2 separate regions of the Homo sapiens genome follow, and region 1 is linked to region 2. The links are chromatin contacts, found by Hi-C in ENCODE. All regions are on one chromosome and are shown on one strand. The core of a region is the stretch at or near the end of the contact, and the rest is flanking DNA. Distances in the headings are between cores, read along the strand shown.

What was found. A loop is a pair of places that touch in the nucleus more often than their neighbours do. Pooled maps may share reads with other maps.
Region 1: a pooled map shows a loop between it and region 2 (2.7-fold over the local background). The contact joins the promoter of C3AR1 here to the promoter of FAM66C in region 2. A Hi-C loop is called at or near these places in 3 of 50 pooled maps.

What each region holds. Positions count from the first base shown.
Region 1 is chr12:8,064,171-8,071,036 of GRCh38, forward strand. C3AR1 (complement C3a receptor 1) reads right to left here and starts at 2,189. Exons shown (of 2, transcript NM_004054.4): 1 at 2,108-2,189.
Region 2 is chr12:8,176,294-8,183,944 of GRCh38, forward strand. It overlaps FAM66C (family with sequence similarity 66 member C), which reads left to right and starts at 3,916. Exons shown (of 8, transcript NR_026788.1): 1 at 3,916-4,459. ZNF705A (zinc finger protein 705A) reads left to right here. Exons shown (of 6, transcript NM_001004328.3): 6 at 706-3,753. The coding sequence ends at 1,290. RefSeq lists enhancers at 3,955-4,084, 4,280-4,779 and a silencer at 4,235-4,354.

The sequences.
Region 1 (6,866 bases), core at 939-3,438, 110 kb before region 2:
GTATCCATGTAATCCTTACCCAGGCCTCTTCCTTAATTCCCATGCTGTCCCTTTTAACTTTCTTTTTGTGAAATTCCTAATTTTTACTGGATAAAATAACATTTTACTTTTATAGAGGCTCAAAATATTTTTGTGACTTGAAAGTAGTTCTGCTGAGTCAGCCAAATATTGCCATAGGGCCTCATATGATTAGCAGAAGTTAAAATAGCAAGTCAACAAAATAATAAAAAAGAAGACATGGGCTGGGCACAGTGGCTCACACCTGTTATCCCAGCACTTTGGGAAGCCAAGGCAGGCAGATCACCTGAGGTCAGTTTGAGACCAGCCTATCCAACATGGAGAAACTCTGTCTCTACTAAAAATACAAAATTAGGTGGGCATGGTGGCACATGCCTGTAATCCCAGCTACTCAGGAGGCTGAGGCAGGAGAATCGCTTGAACCTGGGAGGCAGAGGTTGTGGTGAGCCGAGGTTGCGCCACTACACTCCAGCCTGGGCAACAAAAGCAAAACTCCATCTCAAAAAAAAAAAAAGAAGAAGAAATTATTCTCATTCCCCTTTCCATGGCCTTGTCTACTCAGATATTTAAATACTATCACGGTACCCCCCTAAAATATTGAGAGAAGAATAGAGTCATGGGATGCTAGGGCTGAAAGAAAACTTGGTAATCATCTCTCCTCTCCTCATTTTGTTGTTGTTGTTGTTGTTTGTTTGTTTGTTTGTTTGTAGAGATAGGGTCTTGCTATGTTGCCCAAGCTGCTCTCAAACTCCTGGACTCAAGCAATCCTCCCATGTTGGCCTCACAGTGTGCTGGGGTTACAGACATGAGCCACTGTGCCCAGCCTACGTTTTCTCTGCTTTTATTTCTCAAGTTTGACAGTGAAACTCAGCAAATTAGATTACAAGCATATAATCATTACTAGGGAGGTTCTTGGATTTCAGGTCCGAGGACTGTTAGGCAAATGCTGTTTTTACTACCAAAAAAAAAAAAAAATCACATTAAAAAAAAAAAGATATATGGTATTGCTAATAAAGGGGAAGCTGCCGAGAACTGCATGAACTGAAGTAGCAGGGACTGCAAACAGCAAAATTTTAATAAAAATAGAGTTATCTGTCATGAGCTATATGTTAAATATTGTTATTATCTGTTTTGAAATGAAAGTATGTAGGAGTCAGGGATTAAAAGTCCTTTAGAACAAGGCTGGGTGTGGTGGCTCACGCCTGTAATCCCAGCACTTTGGGAGGCAGAGGCGGGTAGATCACCTGAGGTCAGGAGTTTGAGACCAACCTGGCCAACATGGTGGAACCCTGTCTCTACTAAAAATACAAAAAAATTTAACTGGGTGTGGTAGCACGTGCCTGCAATCCCACCTACTCAGGAGGCTGAGGCAGGAGAATCGCTTGAACCTGGGAGGCGGAGGTTGCAGTGAGCTGAGATCATGCTACTGTACTCCAGCCTGGGCAACAGAGTGAGACTCTGTCTCAAAAAAAAAAAAAAAAAAAAAAAGTCCTGCAGAGCAAGATTACTTTTTACATTTCTTCAAGTTAATTTGGCTAAAAATACCATACCTTTATGTGTTTAAGATTAGTAGAGGATTAAAAAAAATTATTACTAAGTTGACCAGCCGTAATTTAAAGGTAATTAATATCCTGAAACTAAAATTCCACTGTGATAGAGAAAGAAAAGTGGACCCCAGAATCAAATTGTAGTAATAGGATAACAGAGTCAGTAGCAATAAGGAATGGGCAAAAGAATAAAAAAAAGAAAGAGGAAATGGAAAGGGAAAAAAAGTGCAATCAATTATTTGAAAAACAAATTAATGGGGACAGCTGGAATCAAAGTTCAGGGTGAAATACATAGCCAATTCAAAGAAAGGAAAGAAATGATGTAAAAATTCACTATTAATTCCACTATGAAAATATTAAAAGCAAAGACAAATGCAATGTGGAATATTTAGAAAAAGGAAGTTAGACATAGAGATAAGATAAAAGAATTCAAAGTCAGAGAAGGAATAGGGGAAATAGAAGATAGTGACACTCAAACTCATTACCTATAATGAGCAAAACAGGCTAAGCACAAGTCATCAGGTAGGTCTAGGTTTTCTTACCAAAAAACTGAGACAGTAGCTGAAGGCTTCAGCACCTGGATGTCTCCACGAGTCCTGTCTGGTCCCCACACTTAGCCACAGTGAAGTCATGAAGTATGGCAAGAAAATTTGCTGAGCTTTCTCTTCTTCTGTTCTCTCTCTGTTTCCGGCAATAAGTTAAGTCTTATGCTCTAGACCACTATCTGACCTCACAGGAAGAGTTTCAAAGTGAGTCATTTCTAAATGGCTTAGAAAGGCAAAGCAGGAAAACAGAAGTAGGAGTTTATAATCCTGAGACATTTTCTGCAGCACACAGAGAATGGTTAGAGAGAGGGTACCTCTGTACATAGGGTTCAACTTTATAGGTTTTGTTTAGAAATGAAAAAAAAAAGACTCTATGAGATGTGAGGGTTGGAGTGGGGAGTGGTTGGGGAGGAATGACCTGAATAAACTCATTTAATTAATCTCAAATAACATATCTGAAATGCTTGATATATGTGAAAAACGGTGCCATGTCAAAATCAGGATGAATTAAGCTATATTCTAATCTCCAGAGATTCACAATCGAGTGGGAATATGTACCCATACATATACACACAAAGCTGTAATACAAACTAGGCTATAATAATAGAAGTAACAATAGAAGTAAAATAATAGAACACTCTAGCCAGGGGTATATATAACCCAGGGCAATCTAGGAGAGTCTTAAGATAGAAATAAGATGTGGGCAAGTACTTAATTAAGTACCTGTAGGAATTCTAGAGACAGAAAAAGGTGAAAAGCTGCTTAGGCTATAAGTGGAGCCTAGTCAAAGGCAGGTAGGTGGTAGAGGGCAGGTAGGTGGGGAGGTAGGTGGGAGAGCTTAGTGGTCACTGGAGAACAGGCTGGAGTCTAGGTGCTGTTTCATCAGGAAGGAGTACAGAAGACTGAAGGTAATTCCTGCTTAATGAATACTATGCTGTAAATAATTCTTATATTATTCTTTTAGATATATGCATATACTCTTTTAGATATATGCATATAAAATAAAGTTTATTTGGGTCAAATGTATTTGAACACTGTTGTCTGTGATATAGGCTTCAGTCTATATTAATCAACTTGTCCAAACCATAATATCTGCTCCTCTGCTTGTTTGCAGTCAAGTCACCACGGAATATTTTTGAGGCAGAAAGATCAAAAGAAAAATGCCAAGAGTTGAGTAGTATTTATTAGTTTATTTCCATTGTCATCATCTAATTACAAAAATAGAACATACTTTGTTCTAGAAGAGATAAATTGAAATAATACAGAATTATAATGGGTAAAAAAAATGAAAGATTTTCTTTTCAATTCCACTGCTCGAAGTAACTATTTTTAATAGGTTAGTGTTCATTCTTCCTGATTTTTTTTTTTCTGAATATAGCACACATTTTGTTTGTTGGAGACAGGGCCTCAGTCTGTCGCCCAGGCTGGAGTGCAGTGCCACCATCTTGGCTCACTGCAACCTCTGCCTCCTAGGTTCAAGCAATTCTCCCACCTCATCCTCCTTAGTAGCTGGGACTACAGGCATGTGCCACCACAACCGGCTAATTTTTATATTTTTTCGGTAGAGATGGGGTTTTGCCATGTTGGGCAGGCTGGTCTTGAACTCCTGAGCTCAGGTGATCCACCTGCCTCAGCCTCCCAAAGTGCTGTGATTACCGGTGTGAGCCACCCCACCCGGCCTAACACACATTTTTCTAAAAGGTAGTTTTGAACATAAATGGGATGGTAATTTATGTGTGATTTTATGTCTTGCTTTTTTACTTAACAATATATCAAAACATACTTCCATGTTAGTACATATAATCCTATTGATTATTTTGGGTTTTCTTTCCTCCAATATTTGGAAATATTGAATAATATAGGTATCCAGAAAGCATATAAAATGTAGGATTATCATATATGTACATATATATCTAATTAAAATATATTTTATAAAAACAATTAATTCCCCATGGTAAAAATTAAATATGAGAAGATTAAAGTAAAAACCAAAATTTCCTAAACACCTAGCTATCCTCTTTCCACTTTCCAGATGTAGTCTCTCTCTTAAATACGCATATTCTACTACGCATATTGTTTTGTTCTATTTTTTCCACTTATCTTTTTATATCAGGACATCTTGGCCCAAATTACACTTTTTTTTTTTTTTTTCCTGAGACAGAGTTTTGCTCTTGTCACCCAGGTTGGAGTGCAATGGTGCGATCTCGGCTCACTGCAACTTCTGCCTCCTGGCTTCAATCGATTCTCCTGCCTCAGCCTCCCAAGTAGCTGGGATTACAGGTGCCCACAACCACACCTGGCTAATTTTTTGTATTTTTAGTAGAGACGGGGTTTCACCATGCTGGCCAGGCTGGTCTCGAACTCCTGCTCTCAGGTGATCTGCCCACCTCGGCCTCCCAAAGTCCTGGGATTACAGGCGTGAGCCACTGCGTGCGGTCCCAAATTATACTTTTTAAGTTGCTCCATATTATTCCACTTACTTAATTATTTTTCGTGGAATATTGTTTTTATCCAATTTTAAATGATTATAAACAAAACTCAATGAGCACTATAGTATTTACATGTATTTCTGTAGAATAGAGTTTTAGAATTGGAATTGCTAAGTCTAAGAGCACACACTTTTACATTTTGAAAGATACAGAATTTTCCACTAAAGAGACTTCACAAATTGTCACACTAAGTTCAGTACCATAAACATATACTCTGCTTCTGCTCCTGCTCCTGATACAGTGTGTTGCACTGCGGAAGATGGAGGAGGAATGAGAGATGTATATAACTGTAATACAGTAGGGGCTGTTAGGAGGGCACAATACACCCTGGGAATATGAAACCGTAAGAGACTAATTCTCATGGAAGCAAACCCACGATGATGCACTGAAGAGGTAGCATTGGGGCCATAAGGATGGGTAGAAATTTGTCAGGCAATAGTACTGTAAAATAATACCTTGTCTCTCTCTCTCCCCTACCATGAATTTCTTGTCTGTCTCCAGTGGCTGCTACCTTGCCTGGTATAACAGGTCTGTGGCACCAATAAGTGAATGAATGTTTGTTTGAAAAGGATGTTGACATCTGAATATAATTCAAATAATTAACTTGAGTCCTTAGAGTTGTTTCTGGCATGAATTCACTTTTACTAATTTCTCTCTCTCTAAAGATTACACAGCAATGTGGCTGGGTGTGGTGGCTCATGCCTGTAATCCCAGCACTTTGGGAGGCCAGGGCGGGCGGATCACCTGAGGTTAGGAGTTCGAGACCAGCCTGGCCAACGTGATGAAACCCTATCTCTACTAAAAATATAAAAATTTAGCTGGATGTTATACAGCAATTTAAACTGGTTCAAGAGCTCCCAGCTGTGTTCTTTGGATTTTTCAGGAAGAAAATTACTAAAAACTTGTTGTGAATAGTGCTCCTGTTTCTGGATGACCTCTCTCTCTTCTTAAAAAGTACTGGTTGTTTTGTGGTGTATTGTGGAAAGCTCTGAGGAAGTTATGTGATTCACTTCTGTTTTGTTCTATTCTGAATATCTAAATATAAATTTCTAAAAGCAGAGATCAGATGCTTTGGAAAAAAGAAAATTTGAATGTATGTTGCAAAGGCAGCCATATTAAAACCTTTTACCAGTCACTTGACTAATTCTACACTGTAATTGATGGAGATCTGTATTAAAGCTTGTTTGGCCAAAATAAAAATGTTAGAATCACAGATCTCTAGCTTGTTTTCTCTGAGAGAGTTAAATACATTATAAAGTTACTGTCCTTAAAGACTTCAACAAAAAATGATTAAATCCGTTATTAGATAATTTGTAGTAACCTATGCTCTAAATTAAATATAACTAAGTGCCAAAAACTGTGGATGACACAGACAAATGCAATGGCTGGTCAGCAAAGGGTAAGATTGATTGATGGTGGCTAGAATTAGCTGGAAAATTTTTATGGAAGAAAAGATTCATGAGGTGAATAGAGCACTAGACCAGGAATGTGGAGACATACATTTGACTTTCAGTTTTGTAATAACTACTCGACCTTGGGCTAGATACTTGACCTAGAAATTTGTTGTTGTTTTCTTAGGTGGAAAATTAAAGGTTGGATTAAATGGTCTTTCAGGTTTCTTTTACATCTAACAATCTATAATTCTCTCATTTGAGCAGGGAGATTGAAGCTGAGAGGGCATTTCAAGGGAAAAGCATGAGCACATATTAAGGGGGAGGTGAGCCCAACACAACTAAATGGCACAGGTACATGGCGTTGGTGGGAGTAAAAAGGGTATTCTAAGGACTAAGGGAGGGCAGGTAGAAAGCCTGGGTTTAAGTCTCAACTTTGCCACTTACTAATTGTGTTACTGAAAATAAGCTTCTCACACTGTATGTTCTCGTTTTCTTATCTGCAAAACAGGGACTGTGTCAGATATCATCTATCGATACTCAAGCCGCCCACACCCTTCCTTATTATCTATTAGAAACCTATGGACTATGTCTCCTCTACCTTCTCTCCAGCTGGGTTCTGAATAGGATCTTCCGGAAGGACATGTTCATGTGTCAATGGAAAGTAAGGAGAAAGGGGAACTATTGCTTTTAATTTCATAACTTGGTTGTGCACAGAGATTGCAAATCTATTTTAAAAGTAAAAGAGGCTGGGCGCGGTGGCTCATGCCTGTGTCCCAGCACTTTGGGAGGCCGAGGCGGGCGCATCATGAGGTCAGGAGATCGAGACCATCCTGGCTAACACAGTAAAACCCCGTCTCTACTAAAAATACATAA
Region 2 (7,651 bases), core at 2,666-5,165:
AGACAAGTCTCAATCATTTTAGGAGATTTATTTGCCAAAGTTAAGGACATGCACCCAGGGGACAGGTGTATGCCTTTCTCCAAAGAAGATTTTGAAGGCTCCAAATTTAAAGGGGAAAGGGTGGGATATTGAGAAGTACACAATTTTCATGTAAAAGGTAGGTAGAAAAAATAGTCATTCATGCATTTTTCTGGCTCAGTGAATCTGGATTTTTTCACATAAGATGACATAAACAAATGAGGCAGAGGAATAATGCAGGAAAGCTGCATTTTACATAAGACAACATAGGCAAAATTGGGCAGGGAAACAATCAGATATGCATTTGTGTCTGGTGAACTGGGGATGACTGCACCTGTAAAGACAAGTTATCAGTTTGCATTGCCATGGTGTAATTTTAACAGCTCATGAGGAATTTCCTTGTGGGCAAAATATGGGGGAGGCGTGTAGCTTTTCATCTTGTAGCCGTATTATTTAGGAACCAGAAGGGGGAGGCAGGTTTCTGTGACCCAGTTCCCAGCTTGATTTTTCCATTTGGTTAAATGAGTTTGGGGTCCCAAAATTTAATTTCCTTTCACACAAGAAACATTGGAAAGCTTTCAACTGGGGTCTACCACTGAATGTTTGGTCTAGGATTCAAAGGTAGTGAAATGAATGTATAGATATATGTGGGTAAACCATTAAGAGCTTTTAATCTTTGTCCCAAAGGAGAACTCTCTCATTCTGGAGGATCCTTTTGAATGTAATGATTCGGGAGAAGATTGCACTCACAGTTCCACAATAACTCAGCGTTTGTTAACTCACAGTGGAAAGAAACCCTATGTCAGCAAACAGTGTGGAAAATCTCTTCGTAATCTTTTCTCCCCTAAACCACATAAACAAATTCATACTAAAGGTAAATCATATCAATGTAATCTATGTGAAAAGGCCTATACTAATTGCTTTCGCCTTAGACGGCACAAGATGACTCACACTGGAGAGAGGCCATATGCATGTCATCTATGTGGAAAAGCCTTCACTCAGTGTTCTCACCTTAGAAGACATGAGAAAACTCACACGGGAGAGAGACCATATAAGTGTCATCAATGTGGGAAAGCCTTTATTCAATCCTTTAACCTTCGAAGACATGAGAGAACTCACCTTGGAAAAAAGTGTTATGAATGTGATAAAAGTGGGAAAGCCTTTAGTCAAAGCTCTGGCTTTAGAGGAAACAAAATAATTCACACTGGAGAGAAACCACATGCTTGTCTTCTATGTGGGAAGGCCTTCAGTCTGTCTTCCGACCTTAGATGACATGAGAGAACATGCACTGGAGAAAAGCCATATGAATGCCATTTATGTGGGAAAGCCTTCAGTCAATGTACTAGTCTTAAATAGCATCAGAAAATTCACGCTGGAGAGAAAATTATAAACTTCTTCAGAACATATTCTGACTTTAGATGACACTGTGTTAGGAATGACGAAGGTAAGGAATGTGGAAGAGACTTCAGCTGTAGTTGTAGCATCTAAACATGCCAAAGGACTCATATTTTGAAGAAATACTGGAATCAACATGGAAGATACTTCAGTTACCTTTATTCTTCAGTCCACATCAATAAATTCATATGGAAGAGAAATTGTATGACATGTATGTACCAAAGACTTGTTAGTGATCTGAGCATAAATGACATGAGAGAGCTGAAACTGTCAACATAGTCAACTAAAAGTCTTCAGCAACAGCTTTAACTTAAAACATGTGGGACTTTCAGGTAGAGAATCTCTAACTCTGCATTCAGTGTGAAAATATTTTTATTTGCAATTTATTGTCAAATAACATGAGAAAACTTTACTTGGATGAACCCTTTATTTGTATTTTCTGTGAATAAACATTCAGCCAAGCACCAGGCTTGATGTTCACAAGAAAACAGAGTGATAAAATGCTGCTAAAATGGAAAATAAGAGAGGAAAGCCTTCATAAGCTAAATAAGAAGGGAAAGTCTTTCCAAGGGCAATGAATTCTCTTGGAATACCAAATACTTCTTACTGGAGAAGTTATGCAATGAAAAATCATGAGAAATCCTTTCTTCATAGAGCAACACTTGTGGCACATGTGAGATTTCACACTGGACAAAACATGGTTAGCATCCTGAAAGGAGAAAATTCTTTAGTGGTAATTCATTTCTTAGTTGACATTAAGTTTCTCACATTGAGGAGCTATCAAACTTGAAAATCACTGTGGAGAAACCTGATAGATTTCTCATCAGAAAAGTGAGTCAAGAAGGTGGACCTCTAGAAAAAACTCTTAACACATACTTTAGCAAAATAATTCAGAAATTTGAGAAAATATCTATTCATAAAAATGTGGCATATAAATGCATAATAGTAAAGTGACCAGGGAATAAATTGAATGCAGAATTATATAAGAAATCTCATTAAACTTTTCCAAAAGATCAATACTTACAAATATTGAAAGAATACAATCTGTTGTTGAAAAAACTTAGTATGTTGGCGAAGCCCTTGTTTCATTTATGCAGCCCTAACAAATCGATTTGCATCTGCACTCCTTGGGTGAGATTCTTGGTCGAGATTCTACCCCAACTTCTGAGTCTCCCCAGTCTTTAACAGCTCTTTCCTCACAGCTCACCTCCCTTTACTTCAACGTCCACTAAAACCACTTGTTTCCATCCAACCCTCGAGTTGACACACCAGGGATCTTCAGCCCCACTTGCTAGATTTCTCAGTGTGTCATTGCATAGATTTAGCAGGGAAATGGAGGCTGTATCAAAGACCCCTAGTATATGCATTTGGGTGTCCGCAGCCCTTGCCTCTGTCTCTGAGCAGTTACCTGGGATCAGAGAATAAGGCAGCTCTTCTCTTCTATCCCTCAGAAGGCTCTTGAAATTTTGTCCCTGGAGCCTCTCTAACTGGAAGTAGCAGTTCATCTCATGACACCCCACATTTTATTCAGGTGAGTCCTGAGTTATTACACAGAGACAGACACAGCTGTGCTCCTTTTACTGCAGTCCAGAAGATAAAACACCAGCATGATAAAACAGCCGAACCTGTCAGCCACCTTGCAAGCCTTTCCTATATTCGATTCAATGTACTTTTCCCGAAGCAAAATGAAAGTTCTCACAGAGGGGCCCTCCTCTGCCTTGTCCTCAGAATTGGAAAATGTATTGTCCGTGAAGGAGCCTCAGTACTGAACCTAAAACTCAAGAGAAAATGTTTCCTGAATATCAAGTGGGATGACTTGAAATTTTGCCAAACAGGCACAATCTTAATACGATCGGCCTTACTAAGGCTAAATGGCCTTATCCGTGGTTGAAGTTGACAAATCAATATATTAAAAAATCTCCACAAGTGATTGATTTTACTCTGCAGCCAGGGTTTATGTCAAGTGTGAGGATAATGAGCAAGAAATTCAAGCCCTTGGCAAACTGGTTGGAGAGGCAAGGACTGTGTCCAGGCAGAGCTCATATCATTATTTATTGTTTAATCTATTTAATTAAATATGTAATTTACCCACAAACTGTGGCTGACATTATATGTACTCCTGAGCCACATTGAGATGTACTATTTGTGCTATGAAATTCTATGGGATTTGACAAATGCATGGTGGCAGATCTCCAGCCATTATTAAAGCGTAACACAGAATGCTTCTCTTATTCAAGCTCATCTTCCCTCCACATAGAGGGAATCAATCGACTTTTGTATACTGATTTTTGAATTTGCTTCTTTATTTCCATCTTCTTCAATTAAAGCACAAGATATCGTACTCAATTTCCATTTGATCTTCCAAAAGAAAAGTACTGAATAATCTACCCCTGAATTTCAGTGATTCAGACTCAGGTCCACCGCTAAGGCCAAACGTCCTGTGCTGCCACCTCATGGCAGGCAGAGGGCAATGAAACTCATCTTTCCGGCCATGCAGGGCGCATGCGCGGTCTGCCTCCCGCGGCGGGCCGGGTCTCCAGGGAGGACCTGAGTTTTTCTTCACCCATGGTCAGGGAGGCGCCATCGCCCTGGCTTTGGGGCTGGGGCCTCCGGGGAGGTTCCGGTAGGGGCGTTGGAGAGGCCGCTCTTTTTGCAAGGCCCGAGATGGCGGGCCCTGCGCAGGCCGCCCTATTCCGCGCCCTCAGGGCGTCAGTATCCGCCTGAGGCCGGATACCCACTCTGGGCTCGGATACCCGCGCTGGGCCCGGAGCATCCTCGGCGCTGCCCTCCCAGAGCCCCGCAGAGGCTGAGGTGGCGCGGGGGCGGCCCCGGCTCCGCGAGAAGAGGCGGCAGCGAGGGCTGGAGGACCCGGGCTACGGGGCTCCGGGGCGTCTGGCCTGGGTGGGACTGAGCCCATCCAGGGACTGGGACTCCGGGGTTCTGGTGTAGGTGGATCCCGGGCAGGCTCAGGACCAAGACCCTCTCCTTCCACCAAGGAGCGCCCAGAGGCCGGCGGGAGCTCCAGGTTCACCTCCTCCTCCTCCAGGTGTTTACTTTTCCTTTATTTCTGTGAGGCCAGAAATTGTCGCCATCCTTCACATCGGTGAATCGGGACCCTAACACTCATTACCTCAGGTTTATTGTTATTGCCATTAACAGTGTTGGTGGCATTATCACTAAGATCATCATTGTTGTTATTATTGTCATTTATGATTATTAGCAGGTGTGTTCATTTTGTCTCACTATGCATTTTTTTTTTTTTTGGGGGGGATTGGTTTTGTATGACGTTGAATTGAGCTTCTTTAATCTTGACCAGTGCTGTCAGATTTCTGAAGAGCATTCCGGAGGACAACTCCTGTCTTTCAGCACAGCCACAGAATTTCGTGGGCACAGGAGAGCACTTAGAATATTCCCCTTTCATTGCACAGCAGCTTTGGGAAATAGTGGCTGCCTGGCTCTGAGATGAGGTAGAAAAGACTGGATACTGGGGCAAGTGTTAGCACCTCCACTGGTGTTTTTATGAAGCTAAGCGCACTGTCTCCCACGTAGACTTAGAATACAATCTGATGGCTCTAAAGGGCCATGGCTGCCCTTCCTGGGACTTCCTGGGAACCTTTAAACCTTCTGTGGTTCCTGGAGTAGGTAGGTTGCCAAGTCTGTGCCTCATATGGTAGCACCAGTCTTTTCTGGGCCAACAAGGACACTTAGAATGTTTCCAGAAGCTCAGGCATGCTGTCTCTGTTCCTCCCTTCTGTTCAATGGCAATTCACTGGGTCCCTGGCTGACATAGAACATCCTGCAGAAGGTTGGGCTTGGGTGACTTCCTGGCCAGCCTTCCCAGGCAGTCATCTTTGAAAAACTTGAAGAGACTCACAGAGGCCATTCACTGGTATTTCATGACTGCAAGTGGGGTTTCTGGATCCTTGAGTTTACTTAGAATATTTGAATGGCTCTGGATGGCCAAGAAACCCTCCCTGGTCTTAGAAGCTGCCAAAAGCTATTACTGGGCCTCTGAAGAGACTTTTAAATTTTTCCAAGTACATTTGGGCATAGGAAACTTTTCCAGGTCTAGCTGAGCCAGCTCAGGTCGAGTCCTGAAAAACTGGTGGGTATTGGGGGATCTCATCTTACGAAAGAGCAATTGGTGGCAAAGCTGGGTCTCCAGGACAGCTGTGTATGTATATGTCTGTAGAACATGCCTTGTTGGACATCTTTGGTAACTGAACACCATTTGTGAATGGATAAACTATATTCATTGCTGTACAATAATGAAAAATCCATATTAACAATGGCAGTAATAAAAATATTGATGGCTATTAACAGGAATAATGATCATCATGATACTAGTACTAATGGTTTTAATACTGATAATAATACTAACCCTATGGACTTGGGACATATAAGTTTTCCATAAGTGGATAATAGGCATAAATATTTGGCTGTGTAGGGTTATTTCAAGTCCCAAAAGCAAGGATGAACATCTAGAACGAGAAGAAAAACAATCTGGAGGTTAGTATGTGCACACCTGTGGACTCCTGTGTTAACTTCTGGTGTTTCAGCCTAAGAGGGAATGTTAATATAACCCTGGTCCTAGAACACCATGCTGACCAACACCTACCAGCTTTCAGGAGATAAGACAGCTGGCTGATGGGGCAGGGATCCAGAGAAGGCACGGGTCCACACCTGCACATGTTGCCCAGTGGCAGAGTTCATGACAAGCAATAAGCCCCAGGACAATGTCATTCCCAGCTACCTGGCTGTCATCTGCTCTTTCATGGCCCCTCTCTACTGGTACCTCTAGGCACTGGCATGTCCTCCAGAGGCTGCAGGAGGGCATGATACTCAGTACTCTCCCAACTGCAGGAGGGAAGAAAGATGGAAACAGCTAAATACCATGGCTTCTGGATTTTTTTTGCTGGGCATGGCATATTTTGCATTTGCTTTAATAATGCTGGAACCCAGTCAGTGGCTTGCAATACAGATCTAGATGACTCTGGACACCTGTAGAGATTTTGACAATTTCCAGAAGGTCACAAGTTCTTGGAGGACTTTTTCATGAGTTCTTCGACTGAAAAGGTGGTTCAAAGAGCTTCTATACTGACTTAGAAAATGTTGCAGAGGCCAGGTGCGGTGGCTTATGCCTGTAATCCCAGCACTTTGGGAGGCCAAGGCAGGCGGATCATGAGGTCAGGAGTTTGAGACCAGTCTGACTAACATGGTGAAACCCCCTCTCTACTAAAAATACAAAAATTAGCCGGGCATGGTGACACACACCTGTAATCCCAGCTACTCAGGAGGCTGAGGCAGGAGAATCGCTTGAACCTGGGAATCGGAGGTTGCAGCGAGCCAAGATCAGGATTCCAGCCTGAGCGACGGAGCGAGACTCTATCTCAAAAAATAAATAAATAAATAAATAAATAAATTAATTAATTAATTAATTAAATAAAAAGGAAGAAAAAAGAAAAGTTACAGACACTCTGGTGAACAGATAGGCCCTCTCCTGCCACTCCAGGTAAAAGTTTCTTGGCCACAAACCTGATTTAGCAATATCCCTTCATCTTAGGTAGGTAACAGAAAGCCATTCATGACCTATCCAAGCATGGAGAGGGGATTTGACTTAGAAAAGTTAGGTGGACTAGTTGGTGAAAGAAAGTGCATTCTGGCTCTCCCTCTCCCTCTCCCTCTCCCTCTCCCTCTCCCTCTCCCCATGGTCTCCCTCTCCCTCTCTCCACGGTCTCCCTCTGATGCCGAGCTGAAGCTGGACGGTACTGCTGCCTGATTCTCCTGCCTCAGCCTGCCGACTGCCTGCGATTGCAGGCGCGCGCCGCCACGCCTGACTGGTTCTCGTATTTTTTTGGTGGAGACGGGGTTTCGCTGTGTTGGCCGGGCTTGTCTCCAGCTCCTAACCGTGAGTGATCCGCCAGCCTCGGCATCCTGAGGTGCTGGGATTGCAGACGGAGTCTCGTTCACTCCGTGCTCAATGGTGCCCAGGCTGGAGTGCAGTGGCGTGATCTCGGCTCGCTACAACCTACACCTCCCAGCAGCCTGCCTTGGCCTCCCAAAGTGCCGAGATTGCAGCCTCTGCCCGGCCGCCACCCCGTCTGGGAAGTGAGGAGCGTCTCTGCCCAGCCGCCCATCGTCTGGGATGTGAGGAGCCCCTCTGCCTGGCTGCCCAGTCTGGAAAGTGAGGAGCGTCTCTGCCCAGCCGCCATCCCATCTAGGAAGTGAGGAGCACCTC